3 separate regions of the Homo sapiens genome follow, and all the other regions are linked to region 1. The links are chromatin loops, found by intact Hi-C in ENCODE. Cell type or tissue: PC-3. All regions are shown on one strand.

What was found. Peaks named below come from ENCODE experiments on the same cell type or tissue, not always from the same donor. Only the 100,000 strongest peaks of a DNase experiment are listed, where the experiment ranks them.
Region 2: it touches region 1 in a loop (1.9-fold over the local background); 2 of 110 quality-filtered maps call a loop at or near these places.
Region 3: a loop joins it to region 1, with 3.0 times the contacts of the local background. A loop is called at or near these places in 2 of 110 quality-filtered maps.

What each region holds. Positions count from the first base shown.
Region 1 is chr6:55,635,536-55,643,535 of GRCh38, forward strand. It overlaps a transcript of HMGCLL1 not described here. Among named protein-coding and RNA genes, the nearest start is that of HMGCLL1, 60 kb to the left of the region's middle. In PC-3, a CTCF peak has its summit at 3,881; a DNase peak (open chromatin) is centred at 1,036; H3K4me3 peaks cover 472 bases; H3K27ac peaks cover 3,076 bases.
Region 2 is chr6:55,754,813-55,762,812 of GRCh38, forward strand. It overlaps BMP5 (bone morphogenetic protein 5), which reads right to left. Exons shown (of 7, transcript NM_021073.4): 5 at 5,645-5,721; 6 at 4,193-4,303; 7 at 1-870. The coding sequence ends at 721. Among named protein-coding and RNA genes, the nearest start is that of BMP5, 120 kb to the right of the region's middle. In PC-3, no CTCF peak of the experiment used is centred here; a DNase peak (open chromatin) is centred at 3,939; H3K27ac peaks cover 3,698 bases.
Region 3 is chr6:55,864,973-55,872,972 of GRCh38, forward strand. The region is part of intron 1 of BMP5 (bone morphogenetic protein 5); the gene reads right to left. Among named protein-coding and RNA genes, the nearest start is that of BMP5, 6.6 kb to the right of the region's middle. In PC-3, no CTCF peak of the experiment used is centred here; DNase peaks (open chromatin) are centred at 1,359 and 4,069; H3K4me3 peaks cover 1,307 bases; H3K27ac peaks cover 5,662 bases.

The sequences.
Region 1 (8,000 bases):
TACAAATTAATAAAGACTATATACTGTCTGTCCAAGGTGCAAGCTAGTCATCATTTAGATGCCATTCTTACTGATAGTTGATTTTTGCTTTCGCTTAAGTTTGTGGAGAAGGTGCTGCATTATATTGAATAATCTGCCAGGCACCTTCAGCAGGATTTCTCCTTTATGACAGCACTATGAGAATGGGACAAGAAAGAAAGAGTAAAGAGAGCTCAAGTGGTAGGACAGAGGGCATAAAAGAAAAATTCATTGTTCCAGCCCTATTGATGCTGGCCATTGCTGAACACAAAGAATAGTGACATTGAATAAAAAATGTGACCAGAGAAGTAGAGTTAAAGTTCTGGGCACTTGGTAGCGGCCATGAGAGTTGAACACAGAAGCTGCTCTGGGAACCCAGTCTTGTCTTCCAGCATCGCCCACCCTCTGACCCAGATATTAGCCTAATAAGAAGTAGCTGGAAGTCCTCCAGCAGCATAATGAACCTCTGGTGTTTCCACTCTGAAACACTGAAAATATCAGTCTCATGATCAAGTATAGCACTAGATTTTAGGGTACTTGTTTCATTTTCACAAGTGATTAATAATATGACCTAGGACATCACACAGAACCCAGTCCTACACACATATTAATAAAGTAGAGACCACCTCAAAAGGGAATATAATTAAGGAATGATTAAAAACATTTTAAACTAGAAAAAAAGCCAACATTTTAAAGCATATTTTGAATGCTGATGTGTTCAAAATATCCTGCAAGTATTATGGAGGGTATATGTAAACATTCAGGTAAAGATCAAGATGGAACATCAACAGAACTTTGAAGGTTAATATGAAAAATGAGTAAAATGTACAGTAACTTGTTCTCACTAAGAACAAAGGGTCTAAGTTTCCTGGCTATACCAGTGGCAACTCACTCAAATTTCCATATGTCCTTATTACTATACATGCTTTGTTTCCAGTGTTACAGCTGGACTCACAACCTAAATCTTTTAAATTCAATTGCTGGTAAGCTAAATAACTTATGGCTTAGTGTAAGGATTCATATTTCTTAACTCTAAGCAATGAGCTGTTGCCTGTGGGCATGTGTTAAACTAACATATGAGTAATATGCCTCTGGAGAGTGCAAACAAAGGAGGCATCTTGCATTCACACCAGGTCCCCCATGCATTTTTCTCATTGCAATTACAGGCAAAATGGTATCACTTTTAAATCTATATAATAATAAAGAAAAAAGTTTAGGGTCAAAGTGATGAACTGTTTAACAAATTTAATAAAATGAAACAAGCTCTGTGAAAAAGGTAGATTGAAGAGAGAGTTCCTGGTATCATTATTCACTTCTGACAGACCCACCTGGAGTATAGGACGGTACAAAGGGCTTCCTGCAGTGATATAACCTTTTAAAACCTTGAGTTAGTTGTCCCTCCAAAGTCTAAATAAGTGTGATAATAAAATTACTTCCTCCACACAATACATTTGAAGATTGCCTTTTTAAAGAGCCAGCTAAAAAATAAAAACAAATGGAGCATTATTTTTGATATACATATTCAAGGAATTCCTTCTATTTTCGAAATACCTTATTACCATTTAAGATGTTTCAGCCAAGGAACTAGCATACATCTGTCAAAGAGAAAATAACAACAGTATAGCTATAGACTTGACGAGCTTTTATTTGAGATTCATAAATCGGCACAGTCTCCATTCTACAGAACAAAATGAGAGCTCCCTCTGAGCAATGGTAGATTATAGGGTTTGTAAAGTGGTGATAAGGAAGCAGAATATAGAAAACAAAAACAAAAACCAACATTGGTGAACATCAGGTTACTTCGGGTTACTTTTTATAATAATTAAAGCTGAGGGGAATAACATATTATGCTGTGGTAGACTAGAATCTCATGTTCACGAAAAATTGGTCTGTTTTGGGATTTATTTGCTTTCTTAATGTTTCAGTTCGATTATGTGGCATTTAACATCAGCAACTCCCTTTTGACTTGGCTTGATTTGTTAGGGCCTGGTGTATAAGCTCAATCCAAAACAATGGTCTCTCTTAATTTCATTTAATACACTCTTCTGAGTAGAGATCATATCTAGTCATAGGCCTCCTGTATTCTTCCTAGAATAGTGAATGCTCAGCATGAACATCAAAATTATATACATTCCCCTGGTCTTCCTTCTATAATTTGATATGTGTGTGTGTGTGTGTGTGTGTGTATGTGTCTGTGTGTGTCTGTGTGTGTGTGTTTCCCATCAGCATTAAATTGATATCATAGATACATGTATGTACAGCATATTTAATGGAATTATTCATTAGAGAATGAAGACTAAATCATTGTCACAACAGTGGCTTTGTAAATCCAAGAGGAAGGGCACTAAGAAAATATGTAAGAGAAGATCCACAATGGATGCCCAAAACATAATTTGTATTATCCATATTACTGTCAAATGTTGAAACTACAAAACTCACTTTGAACATGATCTAAATAGCTGTGACCCTAGAATTTGATGCTATAATAAATGATAAAATTAAGTCTCCATTGCAATTGTGATAATAAACCAAACTGGCAGAATAGGATGGGGACAAGGTGATATTAGAAATAAAAAGTTATAGCTGGGCGTGGTGTAATCCCAGCACTTTGGGAGGCTGAGGTGGGTGGATCTCCTGAGGTCAGGAGTTCGAGACTAGCCTGGCCAACATAGTGAAACCCCGTCTCTACTAAAAATACAAAAAATTAGCTGGGTGTGGTGGCGGGCGCTTGTAATCCCAGCTACTAGGGAGGCTGAGGCAGGAGAATCCCTTGAACCCTGGAGGCATAGGTTGCAGTGAGCTGAGATGGTGCCATTGCACTCCAGCCTGGGCAACAAGAGCGAAACTCAGTCTCAAAAAAAAAAAAAAAATGGAAATAAAAAGTTATTTAGACACATCTATTTTAAGAAAGAGTTTAATATGCAGCTTCCAAAACTACCTCAAATGACAAAAGCTTAGTTTAGACAGAAGCTAGCTAGTTTAGAGGCAAACCTAAAAAACAAAAACAAAACAAAAAATACTTTCAGTCTGAAATGAGTCCTGGATTCTTTTATTTTCAGACTTTGTTATGTTTTGAAAGTCATGTTGTCTTCTTGAAAACTTCATTTACTCATTTATATAATGTAGATAAGGCTGCCTAATCCACAGGATTCTTAGTCAAATGACAGGAGATATGCCAAGTGAAGAAATCTGTTTTCATATGTTCCTAACCTTGTTTTGTTTTAGGTAGCTTTAAAAAATATATACAGTAAAAGAGATAAATTAAATAGTTTAGGGAATTAAGATAAATAAAAAATGGAAACAGGAGAATAAAGCCAAGAGTATAATAAACACTAAATTTATACCATATGGTTCTAAATATTGCTAAGAATAACTTGCAAATTTAAATCTATGTGTCCTAGCAGCAGCCCAGGCAAACACAGGAAAATGACAATATTTACACATCTGACAGATAAACAGACTAATTATTTAGTTACTATGGTATCATTCTATAAACTCTAGTTATAATTAGTAATAATTGTTTAAACTTTATTTGCTTTAGTTTTCTTATTCATGAAATGATGGTATTTATACTTGCTGCAAAGAAATGTTGAACTATTAAATTAAGTAATTCATGTGACTGACATATAGTGCCATCTCAATAAATGTTAGCTACTATTATTATTCCTAATAACAAAAACAGCATAACCACTACCATTACTGATAACATTTTTGCTGCTACTAGCAGGACAGTACCTTATTAGCAAACATTTAGTGAGCACTTATTATGTACCAACACCTTGCTAAAATAGTTATTTCATAAATTCTTTATTCTGTGAATATTTATTGAACGTCTACTAGATGGCAGCACTATTCTAGACACAGGAAATGCTTTCCAAACACCATGTTTCTGAACCAAATACTCATATTTCTTGTCTTTCTGGAGCTAAAATTCCACTGGAGAAGACAGGCATATTTATTTTTGTTTATTGATAAGGAAATAGAGATGAATAGTCTATGAAAGAGCATATCATAAAGACAGGCAGTGCTGGAACTAGAACTTAAGTTGCTGCTCTCCACACATAAGCACCATACACTCTAATTTGTTTAAGTGTTTTAAGGTTATAATCTCCTAATAATCACATAAATGTTCTCTACTCTCAGTTTTATTCTAGTTTTCCTTCACTAGTTGCATAAACTAGGGAAAAGAAGGATAATGACAATGAAAATTATGAAGGAGAAAGAAAAGAAAAAGAGAAACGTGGGCCAGGCACAGTGGCTCACACCTGTAATCCCAACACTTTAGGAGGCTGAGGCGGGCAGATCACCTGAGGTCAGGAGTTCAAGACCAGCCTGGCCAACATGGTGAAACCCCCTCTCTACTAGAAAAAAAAAATTAGCCAGGCGTGGTGGCATGTGCCTGTAATCCCAGCTACCTGGGAGGCTGAGGCAGGAGAATAGCTTGAACTCGGGAGGCGGAGGTTGCAGTGAGCCCAGACCATGCCATTGCACCCCAACCTGGGCAACAAGAATGAAACTCCATCTCAAAAAGAAAGAAGGAAAGAAAGATTAAGAAAAAGGGAAAGAAGAAGAGAAAGTGGATAAGAAGAGGAGGAGGGGCAGGTGGGAGATAAGAGGAGGAGAAATAATGGGAGGAGGAATTTGGCAGTGTCTCCAAAAGTTGAAGATGTTCATGCAATACTCCAGTAATTTAACTTCTCAATACATACAAATAACAAACAAACTAAATGTGCATTAACAGGATAACAAGTAAATGAATTTCATTTATTCATTGAAAATTATGCCCAAAACTAAAAGCTAATGACAATAACTAGACGCTTGCCTACTACAAGAATGAATCACATAAATATAATATATACAAAAAAGAAGACATAGAGGAGTACATACAGCATCATTCTTTTATTAAGCTATACAACTTGTGCTGTATAAAGAAATATATTAATTAATTAGTTAATTAATTTAAATTAATAAAAACATAAAAATGTAAAACCTCACATTCAAGATTGTGTTATCACTAGCACTATAATGAGGTGTAAGAAAGAAAGGAGAGAGTGATATTTGAGAAAAGAGAAAGCCCTTCAAATGCATTAGTGATATTGTATCACCATTGTAGGCACATGCTACATTATTCTTTAAAACATTATCACATCCTTATTTGTATTATATCATATATATTTGTGACATATATTATATTACAAAATTTGTATTTTATGTATTATATATACTATTTAGTGTAATATTTTAAAATTTTACTTCTATGAACTAAAGTTTATCTTTCTGTTGTTTGAATGGAATTCTCCAAACCCACGATTGACTTAAAAATATTTTTGGAAAGACACAGTTTTCATATGTTCAAAGATGTCCACTATATCCTTATATTTTGTGTATAAATCAAAACTTAATAACTAATAAATTCACATTGATGAAAGAGTGGGTGAAAGAATCAAAAAATGTCTAAATCAAAATATAAAGCCATTAAGAAATAAATTAGAGTAATATCACTTTATTTGGAGAGATTTTCACAAGATATTACTGAGCAATTATTAAAACATACAAATATGATAAATAGGAAACCAGATAAATTTTTGGTAAAAAAAAACAGTAACAAAAACTATGTATTTATAATTGTATATATTATGAGCTATTATAAAAGACAGGAAGGAGAGGGGAAGCAAATAATAAGGAAAAAGAATGAATAATTTTTAAAGCTAGCATGTGTTGTATAATTTCTTATATATAATTAATTTTCTATTTATATGCATTAATGAATTAGAGCAGCAACAGGTTAAAATTTGATCTACTGACCAAAAAGGTGGGCCCATTTACTAAGTGAAAAAGCAAGTTGCATAGTAATAGGTATATTAAAGACAATATCTATAAATAACAACAAATGATAAAAATGTTATATACGTGTGTGTGTGCCTGTGTGTGTGTGTGTATTCACACACATGCACAAATAGATATGCTTTTCTGATCAAGGAGAAATAAGTACAAGGATATACTCTGTAGTTACCCTAGGAAAACAGAATTGGAAGAAGGGAGTAGGAAAACAGTAGGGAAAACACAACTGGAATAGAGAGTAGGGAAATGAATAAATTTATTTTTGTATATCTTCCAATTATTTCAGCCATTATAATAAATACGTATTCTATAACTAGAAAACATCAAATGCAAAAATATCGTTTTGTAAAAGGGAAGAAAATCAAATCTGTTTCCTAGCAATTGTATTTCTGTTTTGATGGCTAAAACAATCCTTGTAATTTTAAATTTATAAAGGTATTTCACATTCCCTCATAATTTTCTTTTTTTTTAATTTTTTTTTATTTTTATTTATTTATTTATTTATTTATTTATTTATTTATTTTTTATTATACTTTAAGTTTTAGGGTACATGTGCACATTGTGCAGGTTAGTTACATATGTATACATGTGCCATGCTGGTGCACTGCACCCACTAACTCGTCATCTAGCATTAGGTATATCTCCCAATGCTATCCCTCCCCCCTCCCCCCACCCCACCACAGTCCCCAGAGTGTGATATTCCCCTTCCTGTGTCCATGTGATCTCATTGTTCAATTCCCACCTATGAGTGAGAATATGCGGTGTTTGGTTTTTTGTTCTTGCGATAGTTTACTGAGAATGATGATTTCCAATTTCATCCATGTCCCTACAAAGGACACGAACTCATCATTTTTTATGGCTGCATAGTATTCCATGGTGTATATGTGCCACATTTTCTTAATCCAGTCTATCATTGTTGGACATTTGGGTTGGTTCTAAGTCTTTGCTATTGTGAATAATGCCGCACTTAATCAGAATTAGAAAAAGATATAGCTCTTTTAATGGACTGATTAACAATAATATAAAATTATGAGTCAATCTGAATGAATTTTTTATGGCTGCTTTTAAAAAAAATTTATGGGTATGTATAGGCATATATATTTATGAGATACATAAAATATTTGAAACCAGCATGCAATGCTTAATAATCACATCATGGGAAATTGGTTAGTCATCCCCCTCAAGCATTTATCCTTTGTGTTACAAACAATCCAATTATACCTTTTAGTTGTTTTGTTTTTTAAAACTTCTACTTTACGTTCAGGGGTACATGTGCAGGCTTGTTGTAGAGGTAAACTTGTGTCACGGGGTTTTGTTGTACAGATTGTTTTGTCACCCAGGAACTAAGTACTAAGCTTAGTATCCAATAATTATTTTTTCTGACCTTTTCCCCCATCACCTTCCACCCTCAAGTAGGCCTCACTGTCTATTGTTCCCCTCTTTGTGTTAATATGTACTCATCATTTAGCACCCACTTATAAGTGAGAATATGCAACATTTGATTTTCCATTTCTGCATTAGTTTGCTAAGGATAATGGCCTCCAGCTCCATCCACGTTCCTGCAAAGAACATGATCTTATTCTTCTTTATGGCTGCATATTATTCCATGGTGTATATGTACCACATTTTCTTTATCCAACCTATCATTGATGGGCAGTTAGGTTGTTTCCATTTCTTTACTATTGTGAATAATATAGCAATGAACATACACGTACATGTATCTTTATGAAAGAATGATTTATATTTTGTTAGGTATATACCCAGTAAAGGGATTGCTGGGGTGAATGGTAATACTGTTTTTAGCTCTTTGATGAATTGCCACACTGCTTTCCACAATGATTGAACTAATTTACACTTCCACCAATAGTGTGTAAGTGTCCCCTTTTCTCCGCAACCTTGTCAACATGTTATTTTTTGACTGTTCAATAATAGCTATTCTGACTGGTATAGATAGTATCTCATTGGGGGTTTGATTTGCATTGCTTTCTAGTTGTTTTCTAGTTCTGTGAGTAATGTCATTGGTATTTTGATAGACATAGCATTGAATTTGTAAATTGCTTTGGGCAGTGTGGCCATTTTAATGATACTGATTCTTCCTATTCATTAAATTATTATTGATTATAGTCCCCTTGTTGTGCTAT
Region 2 (8,000 bases), 120 kb after region 1:
AACTTGGAAAGCTATGGACACAGGCTCAAGCCTGTCTCCTGAAGCTTTGAGCTCTTTGCAAAATCTACAATCCACAAGCCAAAAAGGAACATGCTCCTACAGTTACACCACTTCTGTTAAAGCAAACAGTTAAAACAATTCTGTGCAATCTTTCAGCTTCTATGTTCTGCCTACCGTTTATTTATTCAAATCCAGTTCAACATTTCACTTTATCTAATGAAGCAGGAACTCTAAAAGAGAAATTGTGTTTATCCAAGAATTTTTGTTTGGGTTGTTATTTTTTTAAGTCTTATTTCTAAATAAATATTCTATCATGGTTTTCATTGGCACAATATAACTAAATTATTCAATTTCCTTCCACAATATTAAACAGTCAAAGGAGTTCTGTCTAATCTCAGAAAATTATGTAAAATTGTATTAGAAAAAAATGTTGAAATGGAATTGAATGGACTCAGCATAACCCATTGAAAATTATACTAGATGATCTATTGTATAATGTAGTGGCCTATGAAATAGATTTTATTGATAAAGCCTCCACAGAAGAGAATATATACGTTTAAATAAATAAAAATGACTATATACATGATATTGTACATAGGAAAAGAGTCAAAATGAGCCAGACTAATTTTAGGAAATTCCCCGTTTGTCTGAAAGTATGCTTTTTATTGCAGCCATAAACCTTAATACAGATCTTTTTGTTATTATCAATATTATTTAATATTAGTGGCAGCCACATGAGCGTACTACCATATTTCTATATTTTTTCAAAATGACATTGGAGCTGTCATCAAAGTACAGAACAGAGATGGCATTTAATTTGGTTGGAGCACAACAAGGCTTTGGTACGTGGTCAGGAAACATCAGATGAACCTGGGAAAGAAAAAAGGTTTTGTTTTATTAAGAAATAAAATATACATTCTTTTGCAGTTTTAAAATGGTATGATTATTTTATCACTCATAATCAGGCACACCATTAAGCTGATCTCCCTTCTCCCATTTATTCCATGACTGGGGTGGGGGACTGAAGGATGTATTCTTAAGCATTAACACCTGGAATCAACCCAGCCAATTCAATTATGTGTTTGAACCTTGAAAAATATCTCACCAAATAAAGAAAACTTCCTCTATAGAATATTCAGTGGAAGTTTTCCTAGGGAAAGAACACAGCAACTAGCACGTTGTTGCTTTTAGTTGAAATAACTGTTCCTATATATATCATGAGGAATATGGAAGTTACAAGAGCAAATCAATGAAAACACATAGTTGCAGAAAGATTTGGATCTAAGAATTATCTTTTAAAAGGAAAATTAAGCAATAAATCATACATTTTAAGCCAACTCTTAATTTTCCATGGTAAAAGAAGCATAAAAATCATAATAAAATAAAATCCACATATAATCCAATACTTGCCTTAGAGCAATGATTTCAGCTCTTCATAGAATTTTTTTATCACATTGGCTGGAGTTTAATATCCATTTACTTTTTTTCTCCCTTGCCTGCCCCCTAGACAAGTGCCAAAAAGCAGGCTAAGCTAAATCAGAAGCAAAGGGCCTAGAGACTTTACAAATGAACATCCACCTCCCCAAAAGCCTAAAAAGGTGTCTGTACATGAAAAGTGAAATGCTTAAGTAAAGGGTTGATAATAATTTTGATCAGACTGGCAGTCTGCCTATGATTTGAAATAATTGAGAAAAGAGCCAGAACACAGTTCCCCCATTTCCCACCCACCTATTCTGGCCCTTCCCCCAGAGGAGTTTATGGGAAATCCCACTGATGAGTCTTACGGGATCCACAAAAAGCAAATACAGCCTCTTACAGTTTTGGCTGTACAACGTCCTGGCTGAAATGATATAGGGGCCTTGCATGTGGACAGAAACAGCAGGAAAAATGAGGTGATCTGACATGAACTTGAAATTTCCTAAGGCCTCACAAAACTAAAAGTTGGATAGTTTCTACAAATTTCTGATGCTGCTTATGTCCTTCATCAGCTTTATCTTCCATAACCCACACATACATGATTGATAATCCTGCTGTTTCAATGGCCTTGGCAGCCTAACGGAAAAAAAATGGATTGTTCTTGAATGGTTTCTCAATATATTAGTCACAAACATGCTTTCCTCCGTCTTTTTGTTTCATGTCCTTCACAGAACAAACATAAAGCGTGCACAACACCAGGGAAAAAAAATCAAACTTCACGTGTATGCTCCAGTTTTGCAATGACTTATGTCCTACATCCCAGGGTAGAGATACAGAGCAGACTCTTGTTCAAAGTTTGTGTCAGATTTTTTTTATATTTGTTTTTTGATACTTTACTACAGCCATAAGAGCTGAAAATATGTATTTATTTATTTTAAAAAAGAAAAAATGAGAGAAGGGGGAGTATTTGACAAAGGGTATTTTTCAATAAGTAGGCATTGCTTAGCCTGAGGGAATTTTTGATACATTAGATCCATATCTAAGGAAGCAAAAGTCTGCTTTCATAGTCATCAAAATGATGATAAAAAGAGGCAAAGAATTTTCTGAGAAATTAAATAGCATTACTTCAACTGATAGGAGTTATTCTATGACCTTACAGAAAGACAGTGATCATGAAGTTCTCTTCATAGGATGAAACAACAGCATTCTTCTTTATCTGATATGCTTTCATGTCAACATGAATTCTCATATACAAAGAGAAAAGTTAGCTTCTTAAAAATTCTTTTAGTGGTAGAAGTTTGAATGCAAAACATCCATCCTTGCAAAGCCTACCTACACTCCATACTCCTGGAAACACTATTCCATATAAAGAAGAGCTTATACTTACAGATAGCAAAGGTGAAGTCATATCAGACTTTAAATCCCCCCAGAAATTTACTCTTTACCTTGTATATGGCACTAAAGTAGGCATTCTCACTGGTCATGAATCAATAAAAAGAAGAATACTTATAAATAATTTATTATCAAAATGTATATTTGCTTTATCTTTCTGTTGCTCTCTAGCCCAAGGTTATTTCCAGTCTTTGATAACGTTCATGCTCTAGTTGTTATAGATTGCACTTTTTGGTGTCTAGATATTCTGTCGTATTTTATTAAGTCAATAAAGATGCCAGTAAATATCAAGTCATTCAAGTATTTGCTTTTGCCAGTTCACAGATATCATTGTTTATTCCTTAATTCAGCTTTAAGTTTTAAATTAATTGTGGGGGAAAATAGCAAACTTATGGAGAGTCGAATCTTCACAAATTCTAAGAGTAATTCTTTCTTTTTCCATAAATAAACCTCACCCACAAAGACAAGATTGTCTACTATCTACTTTTCTCTTACTGGCGTCCACCAAATAATTCCACTCCCATCAAGCCTTGATTCTAAAATAATGTGTTCTCTCCCATTCTTCTTAAATACAAAAGTTAAAATTTTTATATTAGCCCAAACATTGATTTAAAATTATGTCACATAGTCTGGTATGTTTTCTAGGAGCCTCTCATTTAGTCTTAGGGAGATTGTTCCTCTGCCAAATCGATAGGCCAGATGCTATGAGGTACATCAGACTCTCAATAGGTTTCATGAGCTCATTAGGTACAAGGCAATCAGTTAATCACGTCAACCCTTCAGTACATTGTTCATAAAAATAAGCCTAGATTATTAGAGATTTAATCACTGCTAAGTTTCTGAGATTGAGGAATAAAGAAAAGGAAGTATAATTTCTACTTTAAAGATTACAGGAGGAGGAGGAGAACAATAAGAAATAGAAATTAGCTTCCTATTTGTATACTACATTGAAGAACTTTTATAATACCAAAGTATGTTATAGAACATTCTTAAATAATTAAAAACCCTCAGATGAAATTTAGTACAGCTATTACTCAATGTTTTTGCAATGATTACTAATGAATTGCTAGGTTAGAAACAGCCCCAGGGAACCTGTGTGCTTAGTCATACTGTGTAATGAACAAACAGTTCAAGATGACCATTTCATGTTATTACTCCAGTTTTCCTAGCTGAATCCTTCTCCATTGTGTAACTGGGATTACTCTAAACCAGCCCGAGTTTCCTGACTATACCCACAGTTGTTACTTCAGCTCTAAAAAGAAACAAATGAGTTTGAGAAGATAAAATAATGCATTAAAATTGTAAATAGATGCTTTCCTCTAAAACAACTTTATAATATGCTTGCATTCTAAGCTTTTCTTAATCCTTCAAAAACAAAGCTTACCAGAGTCTGAACTATAGCGTGGTTGGTGGCATTCATATGGGCGTTAAGTGGAAAAGAACATTCTCCATCACAATAAAATGCAGCGTATCCTTCTGGTGCTATAATCCAGTCCTGACACATACACACACACACACACACACAAAAAAAAAAAAAAAAAAAAAAAAAAAAAAAAAAAAAAACAACAAGAAAAAATATCACCAAAGTAAAAATTTTTAAAAAATCTTAAAAGTTATTGAAATATATTGTATCTGAATAGGTTTCTATTCTTGGTCCAACAATTATTCTAATGGAATTATCTTCCCCACACCCTTTAATTTTAAGCTGAAGTTTAGGACAAAAGTATAAATATTTTCACAAGAAATTGTCCTCTCTAATTACTCCCAAGGGGTAGTTATGTAAGATATTCATAGTATGTATTAAACATGTATTCACGAATAAAACTATTATAAGAAAATAGCATTCTAAATATTGTTTAAACAGGAAATGATGAACTCTGGAAAGTTCAAGTGAACCCGAAAGAAAAAGGAGAATCAAGTTAATTGAGATCATTCTCATTACTTCTTAAGAACTCATTCTTAGTTTTATAAGTCTGACAACATCCTAAAGCCTTAATATTTTTTCTGCATGCTGTTTTTCTTTCCATTCATGCATTAACTTTATGGTCTCTTTAGAAAAAATAAATTGGAGCAAATTCCTAAAAACTGAACATGATAAATTTCGGGAAGCTAAAGAATTGGTACATGAATGGTTGCCTTGATATTTTTCCCACAGAGAAATAAAACTTGGCACAAATGTAGGAATTATTGAGTTATTCATGTGGAAAGTTTATCATGAATTTTGAATATATTTACATTTTAATAGTATTTCTCAATACAGGAACTCATATATGAGAATCCATTCTAATAGAATATTAGGAGAAGTCTTAAAATTTCATTTTAAACTGTCACCACATAGAGCCATTAAAAAATTACTTTGGTGAAATTTTCCTCCTCATCCTGTTTCTAAAGGCTACCCAAAAGATAGCAATACATTTTTAAGTGCAAGAAAAAAAAATGTCTGTCATCTTCCCCATGACAGGGACATTCCAATAGTTGGAGACCCTCAGAGGCTTAGTGGAGTTACTTATACTAATATGAACAAATCTTCTATTTACAATAAAATTAAAAGTTTGGAATACTTAAACAACGGCACTCTTTTTTTTCTTCCTAAATATCTTAGTGTTCTATGTCTCATTCAGCGTAGTTTTTTTGTTTGACTGTGATACCTACTAATCATGTTTCAATGGTAAAAGGTTAATTGAGAAATGAAAATAAAGTGAATAAGCCATATTCTAAATGGTCATGTCAAAAATCATTGGGTATTATATTGGAAAATTACTGCCAAAGACTATGACTTATTAAGGATTTATGATAATTCAGAAAAGAAGCACCAAAGTTGACTGAAAATTCCTACCTGCCATCCCAGATCCCGGAAGCTCACATAGAGTTCGTGCTTCTTACAGGCTTGTTTTTGCTCACTTGTGTTATAATCTGAAGATAAAAACCACATTTTGAATAAATGGTTGCTTACAGATATACTAATACTTCTTTTGTGAGATCACTGGTAAGATTTTTTAAAGGGGTTTTATTTGAAGTTGTGGAAAAATGAGTTTCAATCTTAAAGTTAGAACTACTTACTAACCATGTGAACTTCAGTCAAGTTACTTGTCCTGAGTTTCTTCTTCTGTGAGATGTAGACAATACCATTTACCTGATGAAGCTCTAACATGGATTCTGTTAAGCCATCTACTTGACAGGGCACAGCATGGTGTCTGTCGTTCATTGAGTACCATCTGCTCAATGAATACTTATTCATTAATTCATTCATACTCTAGGGGTACTTAATATATTGAGAGAGATTATATATATATAATATTTGTGCAATAACTTGTAACATCTTCCATGAGGCAGATACTGGGATCTTACTTAGCTGATTTTATTTTAATAAATATCTTAACCTCAGGATACCACAAGTTGAGCTTCTAATCATCCCCCAAAATCCTGTCCACCTGTAGACTTCATTCTTGACTAATGGTAGTTGCCTGGGTTAAAAAATAAAAACCAAAACAAAACAACAAGAATCAAAATAGTTCTTTTTTTTTCTTTCATTTACACATCCAATCTGTCAGGAAATCTCACACACTATCTTCAATAAGTCCAAAATGCACCTGCTCTCACGCCCTTCATAATTGGTCTTGGTCCAAGACACCATCATCTCTGGCATGAATTACTGCAATATCCTCATTGCTAGTCTCCCTGCTTCTGCCCTTGCTCCTCTATAGCAAACTAGTCAAGTGGACCTTTTAACAAGTAAACTTAATTACATCACTTCCCTGCCAGTCCCTCTATGGTCTTCATATCATTAAGAGTGAAATATTCTCAGAGTGGTTACAAGGCTCTTTACATTTTGGTCTTATTACCCCTCTGACTCATTTGATCCTATTACCCCTCTGACTCTCACTTCTTCTCCTTCACCTTGCTCCAGCCACCATACCTCCTTGCTGTTTCACTCACAGTCAACCTTGCTCCCACTTTAGAGCCTTTTCTCTCACTAGTCCCTCTCCCTGGATAGCTACATGGCTAATTCCTGCATCTTCATGTCCTTGCTTAAGCAACATCTCAACAAGACCTTCACTACCCTTTTAATATTGCAACTCTCACCCTGATACACCTGATTTCTCTCACTCTGTTCTGATTTTTTTCCATCTCAATTATCACTTTTAGAAATGCTATGTCATTTCCTCATTTATTTATGTGTGGCTTCTTGTCTGTTTCCTCCCACTAAAATATAAGCGTCATAGGGGCAAGAATCTCGTTTGGCTCTGTTTTGCTCACTGATGTATCCCTAGTGCCAGGAACAGTGCCTGGCATAAAATAAACATTCAAAAAAGTATCTGAGGAGTTAATGGACAAATTTCTCATAGTGTTCCATAAGTGATTTGAGGCAAGTGAAATACTATCATTACATATTTTGGAATGTAATCTGAAATACCCATAACTTTTTATAATTGTTTTAAATTATTAAATATAAATGTAGAATTTCAATCTTGCATCTGGAATAAAGTAAAATACTGAAGAAACACAGAGATTTATGGAACATTTTTCATTCTTGTCTTGTGTTGGGTTTGCTCACATTTTGTACAAATAACATTCGAAAAACTAGTCCACTTTGATTATTTCTAAAATAAAATATTAAAGAAATAAAATTAAAAAATAATTTGTTTTACAGTTTTTGTTAAAGTGTCACCTTCCTGTTTAATTACTCTCAACCTCTAATGAAAGTGTAGGCAAGTTAGAGATCAAAGGAGCCCATCATAGAGGGCCTTGCTTCTCATGGTTACTTCAAGTAATTATTTGTTTAATGTTAATCTAAAAAACAAGCTAATGATTAAATTTTGAAATCAAGGTATTTTTCTTCTAGGTTATTTATTCCTACTATGCAATTAACTTCATTAAAACAGATTAAATAAGTAGATAATGGGAAATGGGGGAGAGAGGATTTATTTCAGACTCTACATTCTGGTTCTTCTTCAGGGAAATATCTCCCTTGCAGCTAACTTTGTTCAGGCAATGGATAAATAACACTTTAACACTAAACATGAAATGGTTAAATTTCCTCGATCGTGTTTAGAAAAAGAAATAATTGATTCTACTATTGGTTTGATTTCATAAACTCCTTGATATACAAAACGGGGAAAAACAAATGTTAGCTATGCATTGGACCAGGGGTCAGCAAACTTTTTAAAAGTTTTTTAAACTTCTTTAAACTT
Region 3 (8,000 bases), 230 kb after region 1:
AAACAAAATTATAATAATGATTTAAGTAGTAATGAGAATAGCTGCAAATTATAAATCATAAATTCAGACATGATTTGAGTTACAGACAATACTGAAAGCTCCAGGATTGAAAGATTATTTGAACAGAGTGACTTTCCTGCTTAGAGTTTAAAAGTTTATACACCTAAATTTTCATCATGAATCAACTTCTTAAAAATTAAAACCCTCAAAGTGAGTTGACTTATGAAAATAAGCATTAAAAACTTTTCATTTTTTTTTTACATTCTTTCAAAGGGTTCTTTATAGACTGTCCATGTCTTTACAATCAAATATCTTCTAATTGTATATTACTACCTTGGCTTCTAATTAGTTTCCCCTCCTTAACAAGCAAGGAAATGGAACAGGTAATATCTAAAATTAAAGTAAAACCATGGAATAGTTCTAGGACTCTGACCAAAGGTAGTATGAAAAGCACCTTTCAGCAGCTAATCACAGAAAATGTTGCTTTTGGGTCCTCAGAGGAAAGCACCACAGTCCGTCTCATGAAGGCTCTGACATAGACTGACCTTTTCCAAAGCACTCTAGTGGGGGAACAGAGTCCATCAGCTGTCCAGCTTGAAGAAAGAGTCAATGAAATTCAAGGTTTTTCTTTTAGACAGAGGAAAAATTATGTGCATAATGTTTCAGAATTTCAGCAAGGCATTTATTTGACAAAGTCTTGTAGGCTGAATGTAGATTTCCTCTAACATTAGATCTCCATAGTATATTCTAGTAGAAATAGTTGTAATAGCAGTTGAGACCATTAATTTAGTATTTGTCTCATGTAGGCTCAAAAGTCTAGGACCTTACATTATACAGTCTTAACTCCAATTCTGTATTATGAGCTCCACTTAGATGAGGAAATAGTTTCAACGAAGTGAAATGGTTTGCTCAAGGATACGCAGCTGGAATTCAAACCAGTCTGGCTCCAAAACCCTAACACTGAAACCCTACTAAAACAGTTAAGGGAGAACCAAATGACCCTTCTTCACCCAGAGCAAAGAATACATCTACAAAAATTTTGACATAAAGCATATTTAATTAATAACCTTCATTGCTTCCCCACTAGATAAATAAGTCTTTTGTGTGTCTGCATCAAGGTTATTTGCAGAAGAGCCTACACAGTTTCTGAGTTGCACCCTCTCTTCCTCTTTTAATAATTATATAAGTGAAATTTCCAACTGTAGCAAATTTGATGGAAAACACAAACTGTACTGGAAAGGAGTTGTTCTATTCAGTGTTTCTCTGTGATTGAAGGGCAGGGAGTGGCTCTGGCCTCAAGGTTTAGTGCTTGATTATTTATGAGAACTAAATAGCTGACATACCTGCTCCACTACTAAATTCTGCCTCTCTGAGTCACAGATGGTCTGCCAGAGGAGAATAAAGGTAGCAAAGAAGAAAGACAATAATCCCTATCTACCTCATTCTAACATTATTTATGCCTGCAACATTAACTATGGAATGCGAATGCTGCATGTGAGAATATCATATGATTCCACTCAGAATTCAAAAAAGCTTTAACACACAGTCGTGGATCATCTCAGGAGGTATGGCATACAATTGACAATAAACAGGGATTTGAAAAATATATTGCTCTTCATTTTGCTCTACATACTTGCATATATTCTTCTCGTTCCCATACTGAATTTTTTCATTGGCAATTGCAGTCCGCAGTTCATATTGTGATCTGAAAGTGCTGCTTTTTCTTGTTTTAGGGGCTTCTGTTTTCTGGGTAATTTTTGTTTCTTAATTTCAATTTTCTCTAAAATGGTTTTAATATATCACCTGAAATTATTGACCCATGTACAATTTAAGGATTTTTTCTTTCAGCATGCCATGCTTATATTTACCACTTTATTTCACCAACTCCTGAAGTAATTATCTCTCACACTAAATTATTATTCTCTCTTGAATTTTACTATAAATTAACTAAATAATACAAAGATTAACATATATATCAGTAACTTGCACTGAAATTGAAGTAATTCTAGAACACTTGCTGACTAAACAACCAATGTTTATTTATCTACTTGTGCCAAATATCTTCCATTTGTACCTCAAGATCCACTCTCCACATTTCCCTATTCTGCTATTCTCACCAAAAGACTAACTTTTAGGAACTGCACCAATGGGTTCTGTGGCTCTCTGGCTTTCAGTGAGGGTGAACCAATGGAAGACCAAAGCATATGGTCTGGGTATTTATCCCTTGGTATCTGTATCCCCCCCGCTGAGTATCTAAGGATTAGATGCATGGCATCTTTCTCCCAATGCCACAGTTTCTGTCAGGGCACCTTCCCCACATATCTCTCCTCTGAGCTTTCTGGTAACTATGCCCCCTGCCCAGGAGTAGTGAAGGCTACCCTGCCATCCCAAGATACTATATGATCCCTTGTTTTGCTGCAACAAAACAAAACAAAACCTCTGCCCACAACACTATAAACATTATAACATCATTTAAACTCTCCTAAATAATTCAGTTTGCACATTCTGTCTCTTTTCTTCTGGAAATGCTGATACATCTCAGTGGGTGGGGCAGGCGGGAAGGGATGAATGGGACATGGTTTCTGTTGCCACAACATGTAATCAAACATGTAGGACTAGCATCACGGGCAAGTGACCTGCGCAGTTGCACAGGGTCCCGGGCTTAGAAGGGCCCTGCTCTTGGTGTAATACTCTGCTGCCACCATCTTGAAATTCTTAATAATTTTTGAATAAGGGGCTTGCATTTTCATTTGCATCAGGGTCCACAGATTATGTAGCTGCTCATGCAGATTATCTCAACATTCATCGAGGAAGGTGATCTTATTATCTGCACTTTTTAGATAAGCAACCAGACGCACAAATAATTTAAATAACTTGCTCAAGTTCACGCTGCTAGTAAGCGTGGAATATGGGATTCCAATCCAAGCATTCTGGCTTCCTGTATACTACTCTATTTCTGCCATGGAAGCACAGAAAAGAAAGCAACTAAATTTAATTTATAATTGAACTTTAAAGTCATGTGAGCAGTAATATGCCATGAACTGAAGATTCTGGAGATGGCTGTGTCTCCTATATAGAAAGGGTAATCACAGAGTCAGAACAACAAATAACATTGAACTTTTCATGTCATTATAGCATTAAAATAGCTGAAGGATTTTGTACATGTTAATAAATCTTTTCTTGATTTAGACATGTGTTATAGTCCTGAATAAAATCTAAATAGGATTTACATCTGTTGATCCTGACATTTTAAAACTATTTTCTTTATTCCTAACAACTCCAGGAAACCTGTTTAACAAGAACAATAAAAGTTGCTAATTTTTTTTCTAGAAAGAAATTGAACAAACACAATATTGAAGACAAGGATCTTCATTGTCTTAGAAGTCATAAAACAGCACAACCTCCAGTTTAATTTCAACATCCAACTATTCAGAATTATACAAGGTTTTAGTTTCTAAGAGTTATGTAATATGTATTTAATTCACTGCCTTCCAAGCCGAGGTTAATGCATTCTTTTTGATTTATGGGGTTTTTTGTTTGTTTGTTTTTGTTGTTTTTTTCTCCCCAAACCACTAAAGACCTTTCTTACTAATCTACAAATAGTATTTTTTTCTCTTTTTAAACATTGTACATTTTCATAGATTTTGTTTCTGCCTTTTAAAATTATCATTTATCCACAGCTTCTTGGTCAAGACTCATACAAACTAGGTGTTACTACTACTTGGTTATGCAGATTGTTTTAAACATCTCTGAAAAAGTCAGGTGAATACTCCACCATTATTTTTATCTTACTGTCAGACTTTGTGAGCTGAATCTTAAACATCCCAATCTGACATCAAAATCAAAACAGATCCCTTTTTCCTCTAAATAAATGAGCTGTTTGTCAGGGCTGACTAGTGTGTTTTAAAGGATATCTTAGCCAAGGGTATTATTTTAAGAGATGAGCAAATGGGGAAACCCCACGGCCCAGCCAATAAAATATGAACTTAAGGTGCAAAGAAGCACTCATAAATATTACTTAGAACAAGGGATTCATTGTTTCTCTCCAACCCTTTCAGTGGTTCCTCTGATCTCAGCCCCTCTCCTGTGCGTCAGGGAAGCCTCTTCCTTTAACCTGTGGTTTTTTAAAGCTGAGCTACTACATTATTTATGACTGTAAATGTGAGTAGCTTGTCTGTATGCTCCTTGTACACACATACTGAGACAACCCCCTCCTTCCCCACTTCGGTATTTTAGTGTGTAAGGATGAAAGGGTTTTCCCCTCGAGCTGATGTGGTTGGGGATGTTGAATTAGCTGCTGTTTGGTATGAGGTAGACTGAGGATTTCCCAGCATCTCCTCCACCTGTACAACTGAAAAACCAGCCTTTAATGACTCATTTCATTCCTTTTCTTTCTTTCAGGCTCTTTTTCAAAAATATTTTCTTTCTTTCTCTGTCTCATCCTTATTCCTGTATGCCTCTATATCTCACTCTTCGTCTCTTTATTCTTTCTCATTATCTCTTTTCAAAAAAAAATAATTTCTTCATGGAAGTGACAGAATATTAAATAAGGATAATAAACACAAAAGCTTTTTATAAACTAAACAGGAATGGCATGTTTGATGAGTGTTATTTTTGTTCATTGTTGATTTCTTTTTCTTTCTTTTACTTTTCTTGAAATTTTCCCTTTTAAATGTTATTTTATAAAATAAAGGCAAAACACAATTAAATTCTGTCAATGGGATCCTTAGGGAGAGATGAGGAGGCAAAGAAGAATGGGATGATGGAGAAACAATTACAGGGGATGGCAAGAGCCAGGGCAGCTCTGATGCCCTGGGGAGCTTTTCTCCCAGTGGGTGGAGGCTGCAGTTGGCACATCATAACCTTTTCCTTCTCAACTGGAGAGAAAACAGGAGAGTGTACCTCAATTCTCAAACTGTAACTAATTGATTTTCAACTAATTTAAGCCTCTAGCAAACCAGGACGAAAGGCAGACCCCAGGAAGTGTGGGAGTGGTAAGGAGAGGGGTGCCAAGAGAGCCTGGGGCTACAGAGACCAAGAACAAGGAGGAAAGGCCAAAAAATACTGGGATGAGAAGGGAGGAGGGAGAGTGGTGATATTACAGAAAATGGAAGAATGAAAGGGAAGGAGAGGTGGCAGCTGAGGCAGTCCCAAGTCCTTCTTAGTTCCAGCTAATACGTCTCATTAAACTTTTAAAATTTGATATTTGTGAGTAACCACTACAATTTGAAAAAAAAAAAAAAAGCATTTAATTAAACTATGATTATAACTATCTCTGGCAACCCAGAGTTTGTCTGTCATGCCAATCACTTGATAATCAACCATCTTTAAAGGAGAAAAAGAATCCCGTTGGTCGTGATTATGAATGTGAAGTGTTGTTGAAGAAGAGAGAAAAAGGTCTCCTCACTCAGCAATATTTTTCTCTTCAAAAGTTAAAACTTTTACAGAATGATTGTTGCTTTACCCATTATTAGCATTAGTTACTCCAGGCATAATTTATGAATATATACTATAATGGCTTTATATTATCTTTCCTTCCAACCCATCCCCCTTCAAAAAAAACTTCCATGTGTTTATGGGTGTGTTTATGTTACACAAGTGTTAATAACTCTGTTGGAGAGACTACATAGATAGGCATCTTTAGGTAGATTTGTATATAAATTACTTTCCACTGGGCACTTGATTCAGCCAAAAACAATAATAAATTATCAATGATGTCTTTCAAATCTGTCAACTGAGAACATAAAGCATTTTTTCCTTCCAGTACCAAGAGAACTTAATGATTAGGGTAAGTAGGCAAAAAAGGTTTAGTTTTTGAAAGCGTTTTTCTTTCATGATAACAGACTAAATATGTTTTTATATTTAAAAAATTTAACAACACATTTAAATACTTTTGTGCTTGGAATTAAAACGTATTCTTGAAATACATCTAAGAGAAAAACCATTAATAAACTCAAAGTTCAACTTTTTCCAGAGGAATATGTAGATACAAAGAATAATATAAAAGTAATTTTCCTGTTTTTACTTCCTCTAAAACATCTAGTGTTATGTCATTATGGTGATAATGTCACCAAGTAATCAAATAAAATTGGCTTCTAACTAAAAGATCTTAGAAATACACTACATGTTTTATTTGTGTAAACAAGAGATAAATATTGTAAGCAAATTATCTAATCATGTCTTTAACTTGTACTGGTATTTAATACATATACTAACACTTAGCACTTTTGACAAAGAGATGGTTAAAAAAGAAAATAAAACTAAACAGAAAAACATTTTTATTACTAACAAAATAATATTATATTGACCAAGCAAAAGTTCCACTGATATTCAACAGTTTTAGGGAAAAAGCAAAGAATTCAATCTGTAAAATTTAATACTATGAGACTGATAAAAGTGGCCTAAGAATAATGAATATGATCGAAGGAATATTTCTCTTCACACAGTTAATAATTTATATTTGTTTCTTCAAAATAAACGAGTCACTAAAATAAAGGTTAAAATGATATGTTTGGTTTCATATTCAGATGTCTGCATGCCTTAGGCAATTTATTTACTTTTTATTTTGCTTTTAGTAAATTCAAATCTATTTTTCACTTATGAATATAAAGCTAATCTCATCTGAATTTTAAACAGTAGGTATTCTGTTAAACATGATTCTGAGTTTGGATTAAGTTTAATTGTTCTTCGTGACCAAAACTATGTTGAAAAAAGAATTTCTGAATGGCAAGGTACCTGTGGAAAATCCATTATTTGACTTGAAAAGGACAACACACAAGCATTTTTTAAAAGGATGCTACTAGATCCTTTTTATATAATTCTTCTAATTATGGGAAATGTCAACAGATTCTTTTCACATATTTAAATATCCAGGTGACTTCCTCAATACAAATCCCTTGCCTACTACTAATGTGACTCATTTGTACTTAGTCTCAACTATATGCATGTCTTTTAAGACAGTGAAAAAATAAAATCTAATCCTTTTTAGTCTTATAAGAACATGAAATAAACTACAGGTAATATTTGCTAACGGATATTACATTTAAAAAGCACTGGCACTCTTATTGCAGCTAATAATGTTATTACACTTTCACCTTTTCTGAGTATGCTTATTTATTTATTTGATTATAAAAGAAATGCAAAAGTTGAAGCTTTTTACTAAGCAGTGATCAACTATAAATCTTGAATGTATTTGAAGGCATGATCAAAGGATAATTAAACTGTGGTTTAATTTTCCTTAAAGTCTACCAAGAAAAACTCACCTAGTATCAGAATCAGTTTGTCAGTAATTTCATGTAAGACATTTAGTTTGGAATTATTAAATAAAGAAGAAACAACATAGTTTGTTATTGAATATAAAGCACTACTCAGAAGTTCAAGCATGATAAAAATAAACACACAGTTTCTCTAAAGCTTATAGCTAATATTGTTTCTCTAGAGTCAAATGAATAATTGTATTTCTTCATATAGGCAATAAACTAATAAACTGCTATGTTATTATAATCTGAACAATGTAACCAAAATGTCATTTATTTTTAAATGTGTTTCTCAATAATAAAAAAGTTATAGGAATCAATGAATAAAACTATTATTGGTTTTGACTTTCTTACTCTATGTAGATTTATAAAAAGTAAACACATAAATCCAAAAATCATGCTTACACTTCTCTTGTGAATGATCAGAGCAATTCTAATAAAATATATTATGACATTCATGACTGAGCTATCGTTTATTAAAATATGTAACATACATATGCTTCTTTGTCAGATTTTAGATGATATGACCTGATTTTCTCAATGGTTTATGAATATATAAATTTTGCTAGGTTGAAATTTTTCTATTAAAATATTTAAACTACTTTAAATTCTTGAATAATACTTTAGAAATGTTACAAAGCAAAATGTACCACAAGCTACACTTGCATATCCCTTATACTAGGTAAAAGCAATCACATTAATTTGAAATTAAGCTATATTTTAATGACTAAAAAGTTCCATGTG